Linked DNA regions of Homo sapiens: region 2 is linked to region 1. A link is a contact called in ENCODE Hi-C data. All regions are on one chromosome and are shown on one strand. The core of a region is the stretch at or near the end of the contact, and the rest is flanking DNA. Distances in the headings are between cores, read along the strand shown.

Region 1 (5,442 bases), core at 2,122-4,621:
GGGAGGTGGGGGTGGTCAGCCCCCCACCCGGCCAGCCGCCCCGTCTGGGAGGGAGGTGGGGGGGTCAGCCCCCAGCCCGGCCAGCCGCCCTGTCTGGGAGGGAGGTGGGGGGTCAGCCCCCCGCCCGGCCAGCCGCCCCGTCCGGGAGGGAGGTGGGGGTGGTCAGCCCCCCGCCCGGCCAGCCGCCCCGTCCGGGAGGTGAGGGGCGCCTCTGCCCGGCCGCCCCTACTGGGAAGTGAGGAGCCCCTCTGCCCAGCCACCACCCCGTCTGGGAGGTGTACCCAACAGCTCATTGAGAACGCGCCATGATGACAATGGCGGTTTTGTGGAATAGAAAGGGGGGAAAGGTGGGGAAAAGATTGAGAAATCGGATGGTTGCCGTGTCTGTGTAGAAAGAAGTAGACATGGGAGACTTTTCATTTTGTTCTGTACTAAGAAAAATTCTTCTGCCATGGGATCCTGTGGATCTGTGACCTTACCCCCAACCCGGTGCTCTCTGAAACATGTGCTGTGTCCACTCAGGGTTAAATGGATTAAGGGCGGTGCAAGATGTGCTTTGTTAAACAGATGCTTGAAGGCAGCATGCTCCTTAAGAGTCATCACCACTCCCTAATCTCATGTACCCAGGGACACAAACACTGCGGAAGGCCGCAGGGTCCTCTGCCTAGGAAAACCAGAGACCTTTGTTCACTTGTTTATCTGCTGACCCTCCCTCCATTATTGTCCTATGACCCTGCCAAATCCCCCTCTGCGAGAAACACCCAAGAATGATCAATTAAAAAAAAAAAAAATTCATCATGTAAAAATTCTGTTCATAGAACCCAAGAATTTATTTAACTGTTGGTCAGACTTAGAAGAGCAGAGGTAGAACATACTTCCTCTGATTTCTGTGGGATTTTTGCTTATTTACAATATTTCTTACATTTTATTCAAACATTTATCAGAAGTTCATATAATCGGTTTGAGGAATAAGCAGAACCAGTCATAACTTTCATGGGCAAGGAAAAATATCCATTGGAGAAAATAAGAGCATTTATTTTTATCCAGATAGAGTTCACAGTGATTCAGAACATTCTATAGTGGTTGTTGAAAACACCACCTCGTATAAAATAAATTATCCCACTATGGCAAAAAAGCAGTCAATGCTCATGTCAACAAGAGAACAAAATATTCAGGGAAATTAAACAGTTTTGCAAATAGCAACTGATGAGTTTCTATTATCCCCTATTTCTTTTTGGCAGGAAAACAACGGAACAAAGTTGGCCCTATTGGCTCTGATGAGCCCTAATCCTTTCTCTGCCTAGAGCATTCCACCTAACTCAGAAGGTGGTAAAATCCTCCCTACCACCAGATGAAAAATGATAATGTACTTTAGTGATAATATGTGTAAGCCTCAAAAGGCAAAGCCAAAGTGTGAATATTCTCTCCTAAAAGAATAGAACCATAAATCTTCCTCAACAAATACATTGACTAGCACAGGTGCAAGCAGGAACTTAAACATAGAGAGAAACCTAAAGAAAGATTCCACCAGTACTCTTCCACCAACCAGATTAGCAAACTTTGCCTCTAGCACACCTCTAAGGAAATCAATTTCAATGGTACCCTAAATCCAAAGTTACACAATATGTGAATTCTTTTGTTGTTTTAAACAAATTTTTAAAACTCACTCACTCTGCAGGAGGTAAGTTTTATAATCATTCATTCTAGTAATTAACTAAGAAGGCAGCAATGTGTTCTGGAAGCAGAAAAAAGAGTTCTGTTTCGGACTCTACCCTTAGAGAGCAAGGATGAAGAAACTAGGTTCTAGAATAAGCCAAATTTGCACTCCTCCACAAGTTCTACAATCTTGGACAGCCTCTCCCCCTCTCAGTGCTACAATTTCTGCCTCTGAGAAATGAGGATAACACCATAATCCACCTCAAATGATGTTTACGAAGACTAAATCAAAACCAATTATCTTTGCGCAGGGTTTTTCAACCATAGGATTATATAATAGATGTTTTGGACTGGATAATTTTTTGTTGTGGAGTGATTTCCTGTGCATTGTTGGATGTTTAGCACCATCCATGGCCTCTACCCTGTAGGTAACAGTAATGACAATGAAAATGTCTCTAGATATTGCCAAATGTTCCCTCGAGGCAAAATTATACGTGGTAATAATCAATGCTTACTGCCTAGCAAATGGCAACTCCTGAATAAATGTGAGTCCCTCTACTAGAGTACTTCAGTTGGTGTTACCTGTTGTTATAAGGAAGAAGCCTTAACCTCACCTTAAGAAAGTAAATACCACCATGGACTTTAGGTATACTAATGTAATAATAAAGGAAAAAGAAAATTGTTGATAGACTAAGTATTATGCAGTGTTGCAATGATATTTATAGGTACACATGAACTCGTGTTATCTTCAAAGCTATCCTAGGGAGTCAAGACTAAGTTTTCTCCAAAATTCTTTCCCATGAACATATTGCTTAATGATAATTTTATAACCTGAAGTTGAATTGTATGTAAACATATTGATTGTCACCTTGAAACAAGTTTCAAAGTGCCTATGAATATACGCATGTCATGAATGTGTATATCAATGTATTTAGCAGCCTGCAGTTTCCAGGAATATGAACCTGTCTGTAAAGTTGAAGCCAACTTTATGGGCCATAAATGGACACTGCCAAGAGCCTCACCCAGTGATTCCAGTTAGTCATTTCAGATATAAAGCCATGGTATGTGGCTTGGTGGAATTCCCACAGAGTTTTGCACTTTGGATGTGTTCCACATGATTCTGCCTTAAATGCTGTACTATCAACTGAAGTGTGTATGGAGTTTTGAAACATTTTAATTCAGCTTATTCAACTGAATGCCTCGACCACAAACATTCCTGCTTACCAAGCACATTGGCTCTAGCTAGAATCAAGCAATTAGGGAGGGATGACATTCTGCCAGATTTTGCATATGGCCAGTGGACTGAAATTCATTTGGGTCCATAAACATACTTTTCCACAGATGGGAATTTCAAGAATTTGAAAGAGTCAAAGCAACCTTCTGGGAGCCCTCCATCTCCCTATCTAAGATGGAATACAGCTGTCCGATTGGGCTGCTGGCAGAAAAGTCACTGAAAGTGACATTTCTTAGTTCCAAGATGTTCTTGTTCCCTTATCATTTTATGTATTACTCAATAATCCATCTGTATATGGGAAGTAATTTGTGAGCTAATCCAGCATTATTATTTCTCTATATATGGAAAATAACTTATAAGCTAATCTAGTATTATTATCTCAATTTTTAAAAAGAAGTTACTGAGAATAAGGGAGCTTAACTAAGTTGGCCAAGGACTTGATGGGACACCCACCAAGTAGAAGGGTGAAAGTGCAAACCTAGAGCTGTCTGCCTGCCCCAGGATGCCCCCTAGTGGCTGACAGGCAATACCAAGGAAACTGTACAGCTGTGGCGGCATGTTAGGGGTGATCAATAGAGATGAAATTTAGTTAAGTAATTCTAGTACTGTGAGGAGTGTAAAAGAATGATCGGTGTTTGAATATTATTTTTAGGTTTTCTATCTGTGGGGTTCTTTTCCTAACCAGGACTGACCGCTTTTATTCTGTGGCATGGGGCACCAGGATAAGGAATAAAAAAGTTATTTCTCTAAGAGTAATGTCTTTGCATAAGATTAAAAGGCCACTTGCATAACGGAAGCAAAGCTGTAAAAGTTATGAAAATTGGTCATAAGAAAGAGGAAAAACAAGATATCTTTTAAAAAGATTTGTACTCGTTTCTTAAGGAATGTTTAATCAGAACTCTTGTTTCCAAACTACATCAGAGGCAACTTTTCCTACAAAAATCCTGTAATTGGCTATCACAAGTTATACGCCTGGTCAGTACAATTATATTGCATCCCTGAAGCATTACCTAGATAGACAGATTTAAGAAGAAACCTATTTTTGTATTAATACAATAGCAACTTGGAATCAATTACCATGTTTCAAAGGACCCTCATTAGATCTGCTGTCAGTTGCACAGAATTCATAATTTGTCTTTATTGCAAATGTATTTCTGTTATTTTCCACTAGCAACCAAAAAACTAGAACGCTGGTGAGAAAAAAACTTCCTTTTAACCAGACCACCTTGCTGGTTGGTATTCCTTATTACAGTACAGAGTCAACTACATTATTTTCACAGTGTACTTACTTTGACATGAGTTTACTGACAACTTTCCTAGACAATTTGTTTTTATAAAATATGTTATAGAATTATAAAGTTACCAAAACAATCTAGAGGCATCGTTGAGTGTTAGGAGAATTTAATTGGAAAGACAGAATTTTTTTTTCCTCACATGACATTGAACATTTCAAAAACACTGTTGCCCTTTTACTGAAAAGCTAATATTTCCCTCCAGATTTCTGATTCTCATATTCATAGGGCCTTTGGTAAGCTAAACTTTAACTTGAGGCTCAAGACTATATAAATATTTATCATGGACAGAAAATTTAAAAAGAAATCTTAGTGATTTTAGGCATCAAAAGAGATTTGTGTGGTGTAATAAAAGAGTCCTGGACTTAAATTCAGGGGGTTTGCATCTGATCTTTGATCTGTCACTATTTGAGCTAGTCTCACTGGACTCGGTTTCTTTACCTCAGAAGTAAGAGAGTCAGATCAGATGTCTTCACATATGCCCCCAAACTGTGGCAATATGTGATGGCTATAGGGAACACTTTAAAATAAAAGGGGGAATATACATTACTAATGAAAAGAAAGTGTCCCAATTCAAAACACCAACTCATAGTAACGGTCTTATATATGGCTTGAAACAAAAATGTATTTTAGGGTTTGATAAAAGTAAGTTTCAAAAATATACCACATCATTTCTTCAACTCTTAAATTAGAACATTAAATGTTAAACACTTTAAGAAATAAATGAAAAAACAAAAATATCATTGTCAGTCAACCCACTAACTTCAAAGCTGACATTCTTAATTTAGATAGTAAAAAACTGGATTTAATTTTAAAAATGACTTCATACCATATGCCCAACATTAAATGTTTATTATTAATAATAAAATATATCAGTAGCAGCAGTCACTTTTAGAAAACCAGTGCAACTTAGATAAGTCCAAATAGAATGAAATATATTAGAACATAATGGAGGAGAAGGGAAATGACTCCATGTGTAGAAATGAAAATACAACTTAATATGTTTAAAAGAAATAACAACTAAAGGGAGTTAGCAAACTACATGAAATAATTTTGTGTCCTGCTATGTGGCACTTAACCAGCCAGAAAGCTAAAAGCTGGCCTTTCGAATATTTGTCATATGAATGTTTCAATATCAATTCAGGTACCAAGCCTTCCTAAGTGAAACAGGCAGAAAACAGCAAGGGTTCATCATTGGGTTGGCAATAAACAGGTAGTAACTATTCCTGCTGGGAGAATTCATCTCTAAAAAGAGGTGTG
Region 2 (5,442 bases), core at 868-3,367, 510 kb before region 1:
AACAAACAGAAATCTGCAAATAGTTCAACAATGTCCTCTACCTAGGAAGAAGCATACAGAGTTATATTAATTATCTCTGGGAAGCATATGGAGAAGAGTAGCCTTCTGATTCTCATATAAGAAATCATCTCTGCATCAAATTAGTGCCACCAACATTGACAAGTATTGTTTATTTCTGTGCCAGTGACTTCCTTACAGAATAAAAGAATAAAAGCAGAAATCTCGGACTTACTAAAAAAATCAATCCATATTGATGAAGGATTAAAGGTCCTCAACCTTATAGCTACCTAATTATTCCCCTTAGCAAGCTTATTAGACATTTTCTGCATCAAGTATACTTTTCTCCCTTAACTGGATGATTTGGCATTTATCCTGGTTCAGTCTATTATGCAATTGTCTTATAACTGGTCTTTCTTCTCTTAGTTTCTTGTCCCACATCTGACTTCAATCTACTTTACACATCACTGCCAGATTTATTTTCTTTTAGCAATGTTTAGCCCTTATCACGCAATGGCCACAACCTATTAATAGCTGTCTATTATCTTGCCAGATTAGGAGAATTCAAATTTATTTTCACATAAAAATACTTTAAATAAAGCAAACCACTCCTGAGATACAAAATATACTGTATTTTTATTACATATGTGATAAAAGTTTAAACTCCTTATACTGGAGAATTGTATACTGGGTTAGCATATGAGTTTTAGAATCAAAAGAAATCGGGTTAAGTTTAGGCTCTGCTACTAATTATTAACTATGTTTTGGCCAGTTATGTAACCTCTCTGCATCTCAGAATCTTTTCTTTTTTTTTTTTTTTTTTTTTTTTTAAGAGACAGGGTCTCGCTCTGTCACCTAAGCTTAGCCTCCTGGGTAGCTAGGAATACAGGCACATTGCACCACACTTGGCTAATTTTTATTTTATTTTTTTGTAGAGACAGGGTCTCACTATGAACCCAGGCTTGTCTCGAACACTTGGCCTCAAGTGATCCTTCTGCCTCAACCTCCCAAAGTATTGAGATTACAGGCATGAGCCACCATGCCAGGCCTCAGATTCTTTACCTCAAAAATAAGATGATATCACCTTCTGCATAGAGTTGTGGCAAACACAAGAAAAATAGTAGGTATGACATATTAAGAAGGTACCTGGCACATAATAAATGCTTAATAAAGTTCAGCAGCTACCACAATTATGATACAGTATATGCAAAATGTTCTGAATGCTGTTATTATTTAAGACCTTCAGTAATCAAAACAAATTTCTAGTACATCAGATATGAACCTCAGTCTAGACTCAAAGAGTGCTGGAAATATCCTTTTCTTCATTTTTAAAATCAAATCATATGTGTTTGATTTGGAGTACCAGCCTTTCTTTTTCAGGAAGATATTAAATCACATTCATTGTTTAACTCTTCCTCAAGGTCCTACCTGAATCTAGGAAGCGTGTCATGTCCAAAAGGTGGGGAGCAAAATTGTTAACTTCCCTGCTATCAATGTCACAAGGGGCCCTTGGAGTCCAATGGCTCTCTGCTTTTGTGTGCACAGAGGAGAAAGGGAACCTCTGTCAGGCTGGGAGCTCTGGTGCTTCAGGTCAACCTCTCTAGGCAATTGCACGCAGAGAAACCCACTCTTGGGGAAATTTCTCCAAGGTCCTTGTCTTTCTCCATTTGACTCCAGACACTCTTAGATTCCAATGAATCTAGGCTTTAAAAATACATAAGAAGCACCTTATCTTCTAGACGCTTCTAGTATTGACCAAAAACCCTGAGACCAATAGACGGAAAGAGCCTAACCACCTGCTTGGGAAAGGAAAAAGAGAACAATATAGGGAAGATATTTTAACAATTTATATTTGAATAAACTGCCCTACAGATGGATCCCTAGCATTTTCAGGACTCTGGTTCCCGGTGCAGCCAAGCTTTGTCTACCAAAATCAGTCCACTCCAAACACACAGAAACCGTGGCCTTTTGGCCAATGCTCAGACATGGGTTGGGCAAAATGACAGGGCAGGAAGAAAAAGCCTGGGAAACAGGCCCATGCAGATACTGGAAGTGAGCTCAGGAACATGTGGGCAAGAAATCCCAAGGTCCTGATTCTTACTCCAGAAGGGATTGGGCAACACACATTCTCTTGATTCCCCCTGAGGAAAGGGACACACCCAGAAGAAACTGAAAAGTTCAAGGACAGGGCTCTAAAGAGGAGCCTTTTGTCATCTTCACTACTCATCCAGTTCTGTCCTGCTCTTGCTAAGAAAAACAGCCAAACGCTGCCCTTCTCTATGTAAGCCTTAAGCTTTATGCCTTTTCTCATGGAAACTCAATTCTTCGACACCTCTCCATTCATTCAATAAGTCTCAGTCCAGATGATTAATTTAATGTGGCAGCAAATATAACAATTTTTAAATGATTCAAAAAAGAAATCTGTGAACTTTCTCTATTATCCCTATAATTCTCATTTAGACAAGAGTTCTATTCTCATCAGTTAGGCATCTTCCTTATCATCGTAACTATAGCAGCATGTGTAACAGATAGGCAACACTAACTCACTGAAACTCAGTGTTCTCATCTCTAACATACAAATAAGAAGTCAGGCCAAGCAATACCAGATAGCTGCCATAAAATAATAGAAGAGAATACATTTAAAATTAAATCACTATACAAATATCAGTTATGAAAACAACACAAATCCTAAAACTGTTGTCTTTAAAACCGTCTTCTAAAACTACACTATATCTAACTATGAACTTTCAGATTTCATTTTAATGTAATTCAGTTCAGCAGATTCTTATAACAGATCTTTGGTCAAAATGTCCTGGGCCAGTTGTTTCCGAACCGTAAAGTCATTGGATACCCTGATTCAAGAGGTCATAGGGTAGGTTCCAAGAAATCACTCTATTTTGTTAATTGTTGTAGAATATACTTAACATAAAATTTGCTATCTTAACCATTTTTAAGTATACAGCTAAATGGCATTAACAATATTCATATTGTTATGCAACCATCACCACTGTCTGTCTCCAGAACTTTTTCAACATTACCAGCTGAAATTGTGTACCTGTTAAAGAATAACTAGCCCCTGTCAACCACTAGTCTACTTTCTCTCTCTATGAATTTGACTATGGCAGGTATCCCTTAGAAGTAGAATCACAATATTTGTCCGTTTGTGTCTGCTTATTTCATCCAGTATAATGTCTTCAAAGTTCATTTATGTTGTTCTTCTACTCAGATAATTTTAACGTGCAGGAAGATTGATAGCCTTACCAGTCAATTATTTTCATTTGGTATATGATAACTTAAAATAATCACTAAAACACACAAACCTATTCCAACTTATTTTCTGAAGTGTAGCCAAGTTTTTCAGCCTGCATTCTGGTTTATTAACCTTTGGATTCCCATATGTTTGTAGAAACTTCTTCAAAACTCAAGGACAACTGCTTCTGGAAATTGGCCCCTGACAACTTTCTCTCTACATCTAAGTAGGCATCCCACCTGAATAGCACTTACACTTGTATTGTAACCATCTGTTGGTATATTTGTCTCCTCTCTAATATATAAATTCATTGAAAGTCCTGCTTTTGTAGTAAATAGTAACAGGACACTTAGAATCAGGGGAAAAAAAAGGCTTTGAATCCCAGCACCTTCCCTTCCTAGCTGTGTAACTACAGGCAAGATACTTAAAGCCGAGAAGCTTCCTTAGTTGGAAAATTAAAACAATAAAACTTAGCTCATGGTGTTGTTGTTATTATTAATAAATATGAAATATTTGGCCAAGGGGCTGCTGTAGGGTAAGCACTCAATTAAAGGAACACGTCATTTAGCTTCTGTAATGCTATACTTAATATAGAGCATGCCATGTAGTGGGTACTTAAAACATTCAGATTGAAGGACTATATGCAATAAAGCCAAATGCAATGAAGCAACAGTGGTTCTGACCCAGGGTCACTAGACAGGATTACACAGTTTGCAAATGTACAAAGGCACCTGCAGGGGGCCTGAGTGAGGGCTGAAATTCAGCCCATTCACTCTCTGTATGCCACCCATTGTGCCCTGACAGCAGCTTCATCAGCCCAGAGGAGGGAGCACATCTTATATTTCAAAAAAGGTGCCAAATTTATGATTACCCTGGTCTGTGTAAAGTATCTTCTGCTTGCTATTTTTCAGGAACCACAGGAATATTTCCTTGAGGCTATTTACTTGAGACGAATTCAGAAGAGAAACATTTATTGACAGAGTTTTCTTATAAAAGGCTGTTACAGCAGCCTTCTAAAAAACTCACTGAAGGGCTAGGTTTGAAATCAGCACTCAGGTTACTCTGGTGCTCCTGTCAGAATGACCATCAGGAAGTGAGGCACTAATCACACACTTTATTAAATTGCCTCTGAAATGCTTAATAGCATCTAATGCAATGGCTTATTCAAAAGATCACACTGCACCTGATCTTTGCTCTGTAAGTTTTACAATTGCATATGCCTGCATCAAAAATAAAATCATATACATTTTTATGGAATTAAATAAATTACATCTGGTTGTTAAGAATGAAAAAGGAATGTATGACCTTTTAAATATTTAATGGCTGCACTAATGGTGATGTGCCTATAAGGTTTATCCCCAATTTTCTTCCCAGTCTTCTGAAACTTGGGAGGTGATCCCCCACTCCTTGTTCTTCAACAGTGTTTCTCCATGGGGCTCTATTGGCATTTGGGACAGCACACATCTTCAATGTGCAGGGCTGGCCTATGTACTGCAGAACGTTTATCATCTCTCATTTCTACCCATGAAATACCAATAGCATTCCTGATCCTTGTGACAAGCAAACGCCCTTTGGGAGCAATACTGTCTCACTTTATAATTTCATAATTTTTCCAGTTCAGCAAGTGAGTTTGCTATTTGTTCTGCATGAAACTTCAAAACCCCTGGTGACTGAGTCTTGCTCAACCTCTCATCTCCCAAAGGCTGGACACCTGTTGCCCAGGACACTCCTATGATGGGAAGCCATCTGTTTAAAGTGCTTCTGAAACCTTGCTGCCTACATATGGGCAGATAAATGGGTCTAGGACTCTTAATCCTTAGTTTATGACTGTCTTGAAAACCACAATATTCAAAATACTATTTCTGAAATACATTAATGGGTATTCCACATCAAGAGAAGGGCTCCATAAATAAATTTTAAAATTCTGAGTTATAAAAATTTGAAAAATCCTCTTTACTACATGACTTATTAAAGTCTTTATTTGCTAAAAGAAATTTAAAAACACTGAGAAAGCTAATTGAAGAAGGAAAAGAGTATTTTTCAAACTTACTCAACCAGGTAACTCCTTTATTCGGGAATATCTATTAACGTATTGAGGAATTCCATACTACATAGTTTGGAAACTTTGGTTTAGGCTGAGGTGACAAGATTTACAATAGCCTCTATTCTTAACATGAAATAGAAGTTAGCATGGC

What was found. A loop is a pair of places that touch in the nucleus more often than their neighbours do. Pooled maps may share reads with other maps.
Region 2: a map of Caco-2 shows a loop between it and region 1 (9-fold over the local background). The contact joins two enhancer-like sites. A Hi-C loop is called at or near these places in 1 of 168 maps with a recorded cell type or tissue (Caco-2), 3 of 37 single-sample maps with no recorded cell type and 7 of 50 pooled maps.

What each region holds. Positions count from the first base shown.
Region 1 is chr10:51,387,485-51,392,926 of GRCh38, reverse strand. The region is part of intron 2 of PRKG1 (protein kinase cGMP-dependent 1); the gene reads right to left. Among named protein-coding and RNA genes, the nearest start is that of MIR605, 91 kb to the right of the region's middle. Within about 2 kb of position 3,371, at least 7 of the 41 ENCODE cell types and tissues checked have a DNase peak (open chromatin) inside an H3K27ac peak, as active enhancers do.
Region 2 is chr10:51,892,031-51,897,472 of GRCh38, reverse strand. The region is part of intron 4 of PRKG1 (protein kinase cGMP-dependent 1); the gene reads right to left. Among named protein-coding and RNA genes, the nearest start is that of CSTF2T, 200 kb to the right of the region's middle. Within about 2 kb of position 2,117, at least 11 of the 41 ENCODE cell types and tissues checked have a DNase peak (open chromatin) inside an H3K27ac peak, as active enhancers do.